2 separate regions of the Mus musculus genome follow, and region 2 is linked to region 1. Evidence: chromatin loops called from intact Hi-C (ENCODE). Cell type or tissue: heart. All regions are shown on one strand.

What was found. Hi-C counts contacts between places; a loop is a spot of excess contacts. Peaks named below come from ENCODE experiments on the same cell type or tissue, not always from the same donor. Only the 100,000 strongest peaks of a DNase experiment are listed, where the experiment ranks them.
Region 2: it touches region 1 in a loop (2.2-fold over the local background); 2 of 42 quality-filtered maps call a loop at or near these places.

Annotation. Positions count from the first base shown.
Region 1 is chr3:95,752,459-95,757,458 of GRCm38, reverse strand. It overlaps Tars2 (threonyl-tRNA synthetase 2, mitochondrial (putative)), which reads left to right and starts at 2,482. Exons shown (of 18, transcript NM_027931.3): 1 at 2,482-2,701; 2 at 2,944-3,140; 3 at 4,329-4,452. The coding sequence starts at 2,621. In heart, no CTCF peak of the experiment used is centred here; a DNase peak (open chromatin) is centred at 2,518; H3K4me3 peaks cover 1,626 bases; H3K27ac peaks cover 1,369 bases.
Region 2 is chr3:95,613,984-95,618,983 of GRCm38, reverse strand. It overlaps Golph3l (golgi phosphoprotein 3-like), which reads right to left. Exons shown (of 5, transcript NM_146133.3): 5 at 1-1,940. The coding sequence ends at 1,513. Among named protein-coding and RNA genes, the nearest start is that of Ensa, 8.5 kb to the left of the region's middle. In heart, CTCF peaks have their summits at 2,065 (motif pointing right) and 4,403 (motif pointing left); no DNase peak of the experiment used is centred here.

The DNA.
Region 1 (5,000 bases):
CTTTGACCAAGTGAGGATGCCTGGTCTAAAAGTAGAAGAAACCTGAGAAGTTGCTTTATTTTAATTAAGGATTTGGGGCGCCCTTTATTGCAGACTTCCTTCTCCTCCTGTGGACCTCATTTACTCAGTGTCTGTAGCTAGTCTGTAGGAACAAGTTAGGAAACACCACATTTCTTGATTTTTTTCTTGAAAGTACTTCACTCTAAAAGTCCTGTGGGCACAAGTGTCTGGGCCATGTGCTTCAGGAAGGAAAAGGAAAGAAATGCATGTTAGCAAGCATGACCCATTATGAGTCTGGCCTTAGAGAAGTGATGTGACTCTGAGCAACCCAGGCTGTGGCTTGGACAGACTAGGACTTGGCCTTGAGATAATTTTCCAGGGTTTAAAGGGAACATAAGAACACTACTGACAGAGTTGTTCTTGGAATAAGATGGAATTGTGAAATAGTGCCACATCTCGGGATCCTGGCAGGCAAGAGTGGGGTGAGCAAGAAAGTTGCAGAGGTGTTTTCCAGGTAGACTAAAAGCTTAATATCTCCTGAAGCCAAGGCATGTTCAAGGAGAACAAGTATGTATTGGCCTTAGATACCTGGCTTGCTACAGTGGGTGAGGGAATAACACAACATTCCTTCCACTGCAGGTTGCGTGATGTTGGTAGCTGGTCAGCATTAGCCCAGTGCATTGCACATAGTAAATGTTAAAGGATGCGTGTAAGAAGCTGTCATTCCCGGGTGGTATCTCCCTGTGATCCTAACAAAAGGACACTGTAGAATAATTTAAAAAGTAGTGACAAAAATCTCTACCTTTTGAAATTTACAGTCACTACATGATCAGTACATATTTAACATATATTTATTGAGCACCTCCTAGATTGTTGTCTGCAGTATGACGCTACCCTGCCTCTGTTATAGTGCCACAAAAAAATCTAGGTCTGCCATTGCCATTTTTTGTGAATGTTGCACTCTGACCACAAGAACACACACACACTATCTTCCTCCCCACAGCCTTGTCTCTTTCTTTGTATTTCAGGATGTCTAACATATCAGAAGATGGAGCCCCAGAGTGGCCTATGACTCAAGTCAGCTGCCCTCCTCAGGCAGAACGAACATTGGGCTTTGGAAGCCTAGGTTAAGCAGCTTGTTCTGACAACTCTTCCACAAGACCCCATGATCCCATCACCACTGCAATCTGGGAATGGACTAAGTGTCCCCACCCCCAGGTGAGGGACTACTTGAGTTAATAAGGGTGCTAATAAGTTCATTTCCCTTTATGCTTCTCCACACATCTGACCGTGTTTCTGTTTTTACTGTGTAAAGCTAATATGTCTAGCCCTGCATCTGAGATTTAATGGAGAGAGATCAAAGAAAGAATAAAGAAAGATGAAGGTGGGGTGCTGATGAGAGACCAAAGGCTTATGTAAGGAACAGAGAACAAGATGTTGGATGTCTCTAAGATGGTCAGGGAGTCTATTGGAAATAAACTATGGAAAGAACAAGGTATGCTGGAAGAGTGCACACTGCAGATTCATCGGCACGCATGTTTTTTACCTTAAACTACCTTCTGTAATCTTTGAATTCCACATCTGAGACCTGTAAGATGGCTCAGCAGATAACAGGTACTTACTGCCCAAGCCTGGCAACGTGACTTTGACCCCTAAGACCCATGTAAAGTGAAAGGACAGAAGTGGCCACAGAAAGGTAGCATGTGACCTACAAAACTGTGCCGCCCACGCCTTCAAAGATTCTTCACACACACGCAATAATGATTGATTGATTAAATTCCACATCTGTGACATTAAGAGGTCTCTAAAGTCCCTCCACCACGACTGCAAAGGAATGACCACCAAGATAGTCTTAGAGTTGTTACATTCAGTGGTAATAACAGTGTCTTGCAAGCCGGGCAGTGGGCGTGCACGCCTTTTATCCCAGCACTCGGGAGGCAGAGGCTGGTGGATTTCTGAGTGCTAGGCCAGCCTGGTCTACAGAGTGAGTTCCAGGACAGCCTAGGGGAAAAAGAGAACAAAAACAACAACAAAACCAGTGTCTTGCTGCTGGTGCTAATTATCATATACCAAGCACCGAGATGAGCAATTTACACAAAATGTACCTTCAGAATGGAACATATATTTTTATTCTTGTTTTATAGATTAAAAAATCGAGATTACAGAAAGTTTACTTAAAAAAAAAAAAACTACTTAATGCCAGATCCAGGATTTACACTAAATGTTTAGTTCCAGTGTCTGTACTTGTTTCTTGTCAGCTTTAAGAATGTTTAATAAATTTTATAATTAAAGGAAAATGACTAACTTCCACTTCCTGTTTTTCTCTCATTCTTGCCCCAGGAGGTATGCCCTGTCCTCAAAGTTGGATGCCTTCTTGTCACTTTGGGAACCCAGACTGCAGGTGTGTGCAACAGCTTCCACTTTCCGGTCAACCGGAACCTTTCCCAGAGCGGCTGCTGCTGTGTGGGTTCTACCTCAGCGGAGTTCCTGGGGGTGGTGCCCGGCCGGAATGGCGGCTATGTTATCCAATAGGAAAGGATATTACTGACTTAGAAGCCAATGAGGAGCCTGGTGAGGAAGAAGCGGTGATCGGAGCATGGAGGTACCGATTTGAGACAGCATGGGTCTCTGTCTGAGGTGGCGCCGGCTTGGGTTCCCACTCCCAGAGTTCCGCCGCTGCGAGCTCCACACCGTGCGTGAGGTACGCCAAGCTCCCAACCATTTAGCCCAGCGGAGTCCAAGGGGGCAGGCTGTCCAGCCCCTCCTGGACCCTGCTGCCCCACTCGGAAATGTGCGGTTCCTTTGAATCCCCAAATTAAGACCTAGTGTCACCCAGTTTCCACCTTAAAACCAATGCTTCTTAAACACCCATAACCCCTACGACCCCATTCCGGAGTAGTGGAAATAAGCCCGCGATACCTCCTAACGTGCCTTTTCCTCCAGGCCTCTGCACCAACTCCTCCACATTGGTTGGCAGAACGATTTGGCCTTTTTGAGGAGCTATGGACCGCTCACGTGAAAAAGTTAGCAAGTATGACACAGAAGAAAGCCCGGGCTATTAAGATATCACTTCCTGAAGGCCAGAAGGTAGATGCTGTTGCATGGAACACAACCCCTTACCAACTGGCCCATCAGATCAGGTATCAAGCCAGCCTTTCTACCTACAAGAATTATTTTTCTGTCCTTTTCTGCACCCGGTCAGAAAATGAAAGCATCTTTTTGTTTCTCTTTGGTTTTTCGAGACAGGGTTTCTCTGTGTAGCCCTGGCTGTCCTGGAACTCACTCTGTAGACCAGGCTGACCTCAAACTCAGAAATCCGCCTGCCTCTGTCTCCCAAGTGCTGGGATTAAAGGCATGCGCCACCATTGTCCCGCTACATTTTTTCTTTTTCTTTGTTTCCCATCAGAAAGGTGTAGTCTTTGGGCAGGGAGGGGGTTAGGGTTGGGGGGGGGGGTCAGTCAGTCATTTAATTGATTACCACACAAGCATAAGGACCTGAAATATGAATTTGTGGAAGGAAACTGACTCCTAAAAATTGTCCTCTGACCCCCCCCCCACACACACACACACACTGTAGCATGTGTGCCCCACCCATAAATAAATGAAATAATAGTTTCAGGTTAAAAATAAAAAGGGTGTGGTGACATGTGCGTGTAATCTGGTCAGCCAACCTAGCCTGCTGGCGATGCTCTTTGCCAAAGAAAGACCCTCTTCTAAAGGCATGATTGTTGACTCCCGAGGAAGAATGCACACCTACTCCCCCAGAAAAGCATCTTGTTAAAAGAAAAAAAAAAAAAAAAAGGCTGGGCGTGGTGGCACACGACTTTAGTCCCAGCACTTGGGAGGCAGAGGCAGAGGCAGAGGCAGGGGGATTTCTGAGTTCGAGGCCAGCCTGGTCTACAAAGTGAGTTCCAGGACAGCCAGGGATACACAGAGAAACCCTGTCTCCCATGTGCTAAGATTGCAGGTGTGAACCCCTACGCTCAGATAGTCCTTCTTGCCAAGCATAGTGCTACAGGCCTGTAATCTTAGCATTCAGAAAGTGGAGGTCAAAGATTCAGAATTCAGGGCCAGCCTGGGCCAAACAGCAAGACCTGTCTTTAAAATAGAGGGTAGGATGAGGACTTTTTTTTTATAAGGATTTGTCTTTATAGTTTCAGAATTTCTGCCCTTCCCAATGTAGTGGATACATTGGGAAAAGAAACAGCAGATCTTTACTGCTCTGGAAACTTCACTCAGCAAATTAGAGTTGCTGAGAAAAGTCAGCCTCCTGCCCTGGGGATTGTAACAACTCTGTCTTCATTCCCACTACCCTCCTACTGCTACAGTGTAACACTGGCTGATACTGCAGTGGCTGCTGAAGTAAATGGAGAACTTTACGATCTGGACCGACCCTTGGAGACAGATTGTCACCTCAGATTTCTGACATTTGATTCCCCAGAGGGCAAAGCGGTAAGTTTCTCCCATATGGTGAGCACAGTGCCTAATTATCTGAGTGATCTTTAAACAGGAAAATGTAATTGTTCTTTTGCTTCACTTTCTCAATTCAAAAGTGGGGAGGAGACTGATCACAGACTAATTATTCCTGTGGAACCTGGAAAGTCTTCATGAAGGCTTTTATTTAGCATTGGTCTATAAAGCAAATACCTTGTGTGCTTGTGAAAGGGGGAGAAAAGGCTGAGAAATAGGATAACCTATTCAACCTCTTGTGCACACAGTGTAAGTCATCCGTGATGTCTGCCTAGTTCTCATGGGTTCCATAACGGAGCACAAAAGCCAGGGCCTTCCACTTTGTTTGTTATTAGAGTTCAGAAAAATATATTTATCATCTAAATGTGACTAGTGAACCAACCCAAGAATAGTTCCATCCCAGCAGATCCCAGGAACAGAAAATAATGGCACTAAGCAAAACAGACTGCTAGGACAGCTACTGGGTGGGGCCCCGGTGTGTAGCAACAACACACACAGCAGTATTAAAGAACTGTGGGTTGGTTTTGTTG
Region 2 (5,000 bases), 140 kb after region 1:
GGCTTTTGCCCTTCTAGAAAGCCAGACTAAGGCTCTGCTTAGCTTCTCAAATGACAGCTTTTATCTCTACTCATCTAAGAGTCAGATGAAAACAATAACAATAAGCTGGAGAACTTTCATGGACCTAGGAAGGTTCAAGGGAACGATGAGGTTATAATTTATTTCTGATTAGAAGGATTTGGTATTAGTCCAAGTCATCTGTGGTGGCTGTGTGAAAGCCTGTCTCTCCCCAGTGGTCAACAGGGTGCTTGAACTCTGCACAACACAGTGCTGGCCTCTTCACAACCCTTGAGCTTAGGCTTTGCATCTGCTGCTGGTGACACTCAACTGGCCATCTAAATAGGATCTCTCCACCCTCTTCATCCTCTCTACTGAAGCAAAAACATTTTAAGGGATTTGGCCAGGATGGCTGTGTTGAAAGAAGACACAATTTAGAGGGTGACAATAGATTAAATATAGACAGAATTACTGCCAAAGCCCTTAAATACAGGGAAAATTTATCCATTTATGTAGGAAATAAAAACAGGGACTATGCAAATATGGAGGTTGGCTACATTGTTGGGACTCAATGCTGTAATTTGGGACTTGAAACTTAATTCCCTTAATTTTATCAGAGTAGAGATATTTAAAGTAGTCTAGAGCAAACAGAACAGTCACATACTGAAGGATATGTGAAAAGTCTTTAATTTTTCAATGCGAGATGGTCTCATATAGCCAAGGCTAGCCCTGAATCTAGCTGCCACTCTCTCTTCAGGGCTCAGATGACACTTGGTTTCATGGATGTGAAGTCTCATGTTGCCCCACTTCTCTACAGGTCCTAATGCTGGCTGTAAGGAGGAGGTGACTGAGGCACACTGCTTTTTCAATTCAGAATCTTAATGAGTGTGGGAGCCAGACAAAGCTAAAAAGGAGTGTAGAATACATTTCTGCTCTGAGAACTAAGGGATTCGGGTCATCAAACTTGGAGTGTTTTCATTATGTGAAGATGAGAAAATCACAGGTGGGAGGTATAATCTCAGGAACCATTTGCTTCAAAAATTAGTCTTGTTCCCACTGCCTCTCATTCAAAGAGTCAGTGATTTCAGGAAGTGTCACTGCTTAACAGAGCGGAGAAACAAAGCCTGAGAAAACATGAATAAGGGAGAAAAAAAATTGAATATGGTTTACTGTTCATTTCCTTCACATTTTGTTGCTGGAAAACTCTAATCCCCACACAGGAACTCTTGTTTATCCAGAACCACACTGGTTAAAACTAAACCCAGAAATGGGAGTTGTTTATTAGATGTGTGTGGGTTCACCCCTTTCATTCAGACAGAGTGGAAGTGAGGAGAAACAGTCTGCTTAGAAGGTCATGGCCGATGGACAGAGAGGCCATGAAGTTTTCCTCCTCAAGTCAGGAGTCTGATTCAAAAAGTGGGGAAATGATGATAGCATCTTATCACACTGAACTCAGTGATTGGGTCTCTGAGAGTCACCAGCCAGCCGGGAAAAGGAGACACCCGCCTGCTGGCTTTAGGATTTGTTGAAGGCTGCCAGCACAGCCCAGATCATCTCTGTAGCATTGTGCTTTGTCCCCTCCACTTCAGGGTCCAGTTCTACTAGGTCCTTGGTTCGATTCATTGCCACATCATACTTATCATCTGTCAGACAAGAGAAGACATTCTCCAGCACATCAGAAGAGTGGGCCAGCACCAGGAGGGCCAGTGTTCGCCTGTCCATGCGCTGAGGGTCATTTACCCACCGTTCTAGCACACTGTCTTGAAGCTTTTTCATTAGTCGCTGTTTCTCTGTCGTATTGGTCACTGGATGAGTGGTCATGTCGAAGAGCAGGAAATTCTGCTTCTCTGTGGTTAGAATGCCCTTTTCCACCAGGTTCTTGGCAATTCGTTCTCGTACATTTCTCAGCTGGTACTGTAATTTGAAAGGGTTCCATGTCTCACCTGTTGGGAAACAGACAGTGGAAAACAAAATTTAAAAAGCCAGTTTGTTATTTGAGCCTCGTTTAAAAATTTTTAAAAAAAGATTTATTTTATTTATATGAGTGCAATGTAGCTGACTTCAAACACACCAGAAGAGGGCGTCAGATCTCATTTATGGGTGGTTGTGAGCCACCATGTGGTGGCTGGGAATTGAACTCAAGACCTCTGGAAGAACAGCCAGTGCTCTTAACTGCTGAGCCATCTCTTCAGCCGACCTTGTTTAAAATTTTAAAAGCACAATCTCCATCCATGGAGGAACATGCCAACTCACTCTTTGATCCACACTTTGTGCTTTCTGTGTTGGGTTTTTTGGTTTTTCGAGACAGGGTTTCTCTTTATAGCCCTGGCTGTCCTGGAACTCATTCTGTAGACCAGGCTGGCCTCGAACTCAGAAATCTGCCTAACTCTGCCTCCTGAGTGCTGGAATTAAAGGCGTGCTCCACCATTGCAGAGGTCTAAGGTCCCTTTCTTCTACTTATTGGATGGAAGGCCTATCCAGAAGTGGTGACCTGACAATATGGATCAAGCTGCCCCATTCTAGCTTCTTTGAAGAGGTTCTAGACTGGAAAAGAAATGACAAGAAAGAGGATAAAAGGCTGCCTGCCATTCCACTACCCATAGTGCAAGAGTACCAGTATCACACTAGGAGAAATGGGCTAAAAGCCTGCAGGAAGAGTTCCACAGCTGAACCTGAGAAGTCCATTTGGTTGCGTGTAGAGAATTTTAAGTCAAAAGGTGTTGCTGAAAACCATGGAAAAGTTGGTAAAGAACAATTACCAGGATTATGAGAGCAAACATAAATTGACAAAGCCTCCGAGAATTTAACAGTAACCAGAGAAAATGAAGCAAAACCCTGTTGGGATCATGGCTAACTCTGGTGGGTGCAAGGGTGTGGGCTTACACTAGATGCACATACTCAAGGTGCAATCAGAACAGGGTTTGGAGCTTGATTAAAGGATGTCACAGATACCAGGGGTTTAAGCATAACCTCTGACCGAACATGTAACAGTAAGGTACCATCCACCCCACCCCATCTACTTTCCTTTCTGAGACAGTGTCTGAACATATACAAAGTGGCTTAGATTTCCTTATGTCGGGCCTCAAACTGGTGATCCTTCTGCCTCAGGTGTGCATTCCCCTGCCCAGATAATAAGCAGCTATGACTCTAATAAGTTAGGCTTGAATATGCATCTCTGGTAGACTTCCAGGTTCTCCTGGAATTCTGGTTTTCTTTTGGTTTCTTCTTTCTTTTCTTCTCTCTTCTTCTTTCCTCCTCCTCCCTCCTCCTCCTCCTCCTTCCTCTTCTTTTTTCTTCTTCATCTGTTTTATTTTATTTTTTTCGAGACAGGGTTTCTCTGTGTAGCCCTGGCTGTCCTGGAACTCACTTTGTAGACCAGGCTGGCCTCAAACTCAGAAATCTGCCTGCCTCTGCCTCCCAAGTGCTGGGATTAAAGGTGTGCGCCACCACGCCCGGCTGAATTCTGGTTTTCTATATTGCAGAAGCTCTATTTGACCTGGTAAAGCTGAGAAGACTGAGGTTTGCTTCCTGTGCTTGATGGACAGGAGCTATTCAGGTGTCATAGGCTGGCAACACTGGGACCCTAAATGTCCCATCTTAACTTTGAGAAGAAGTTCTACACTGGAAGGGCAAGCTGTGTTTATAATCAAGACTGTTGCCTTCCTCAGGAAAAAAACAAAAAACAAAACAAAAAAAAAAAAAAACCCAAAAATAAAAAGCAAAAACCCAGAAAAGGAATTTCCAAGTTACTAGCCTTTATTCTTGTATTTTTTGCTTCTGTAAAAAAAAAAAAAAAAAAAAAAAAAATGGGGTGAATTATAATCTAATAGCTGTGTCCAGATCTCATCACATCCTATATATTCAACAGTAAAAGGGTAAAATAAAACCTAAGTACAGCTCAGTAGTTTAGACTCTGCCTAGCACGTTGGTCAGGCCATAGGGTGAATCCCTAACATCAAAGAAACAGCAATAACATTTAATTGGATCATGTATGGTGGCCTATGCTAGCAACCCCAGCACTCAGGAGACAGAGGAGGAACATGAAGACTTCAAGGTCATGTTTAAATACACAACGAGTTTCAAGATCAGTCTGGGCTACAAGAGACCTTATCTCAGTAAACAACAATCACAACAACAGAACCCAAAAAAGTTGTGCTGAAGAGATGGTTTAGGAGTTGAAAGAACTTGTTCTTCCAGAGGACCTAGGTTCCCAACTGTCTATAACTCCAGATCCAGGGGATCTAATGTTCTCTTTTGGCTTTCACAGGCTGTGTACACATGTAGTGTACTAAGATACATGCAGGCGGGGCTGGAGAGCACTGACTGATCTTCCAAAGGTCCTGAGTTCAAATCCCAGCAACCACATGGTGGCTCACAACCATCTGTAATGAGATCTGATGCCCTCTTCTGGTGTGTCTGAAAACAGCTACAGTGTACTTATATATAATAAGTAAATCTTAAAAAAAAAAACCCAAAATGTAATTGGCTAAAGGGGTTATGCTGCTTGCTTTTCATTGTCACCTTGGTTTCGATTCCCAGGAGAGGGCTGGCTGGAAGAAAAAGCAGGTAACAAGTGCTTACTGGGAAAGCCTGCTGACCAGGGGCTGATCCCTGCAATTTATATGGAATGAGAGACTCCTAAAAGCTGTCTCCTGACTTCCACATGTGTGCAATGGTACACACACATGCTAAAAGTAAGGGGCACCTGCTGGGATGACTCAGGGGTCAAGGCGCTTGCTGCCAAGCCTGACAGTCTGAGTTTGAACTTGGACCTCAATGGTGGAAGAAAACTGACTCCTAGGAGTTGTCCTCTGACCTCCAGATATGTATTGTGGCAATTGCTTGAGCACACCCCACACTCTATGTAAATAAAAATGTAATAATAAAAAGGAATTGCCAGGAAGGCATGCCCTTTGGTATGTGTGTACAGACCATGTCTAGGAGGGTTAGCTGAGAAGGAAAGCCCCATCTTAGACACTGGATGAGTAAAAGAAGACAAAGGG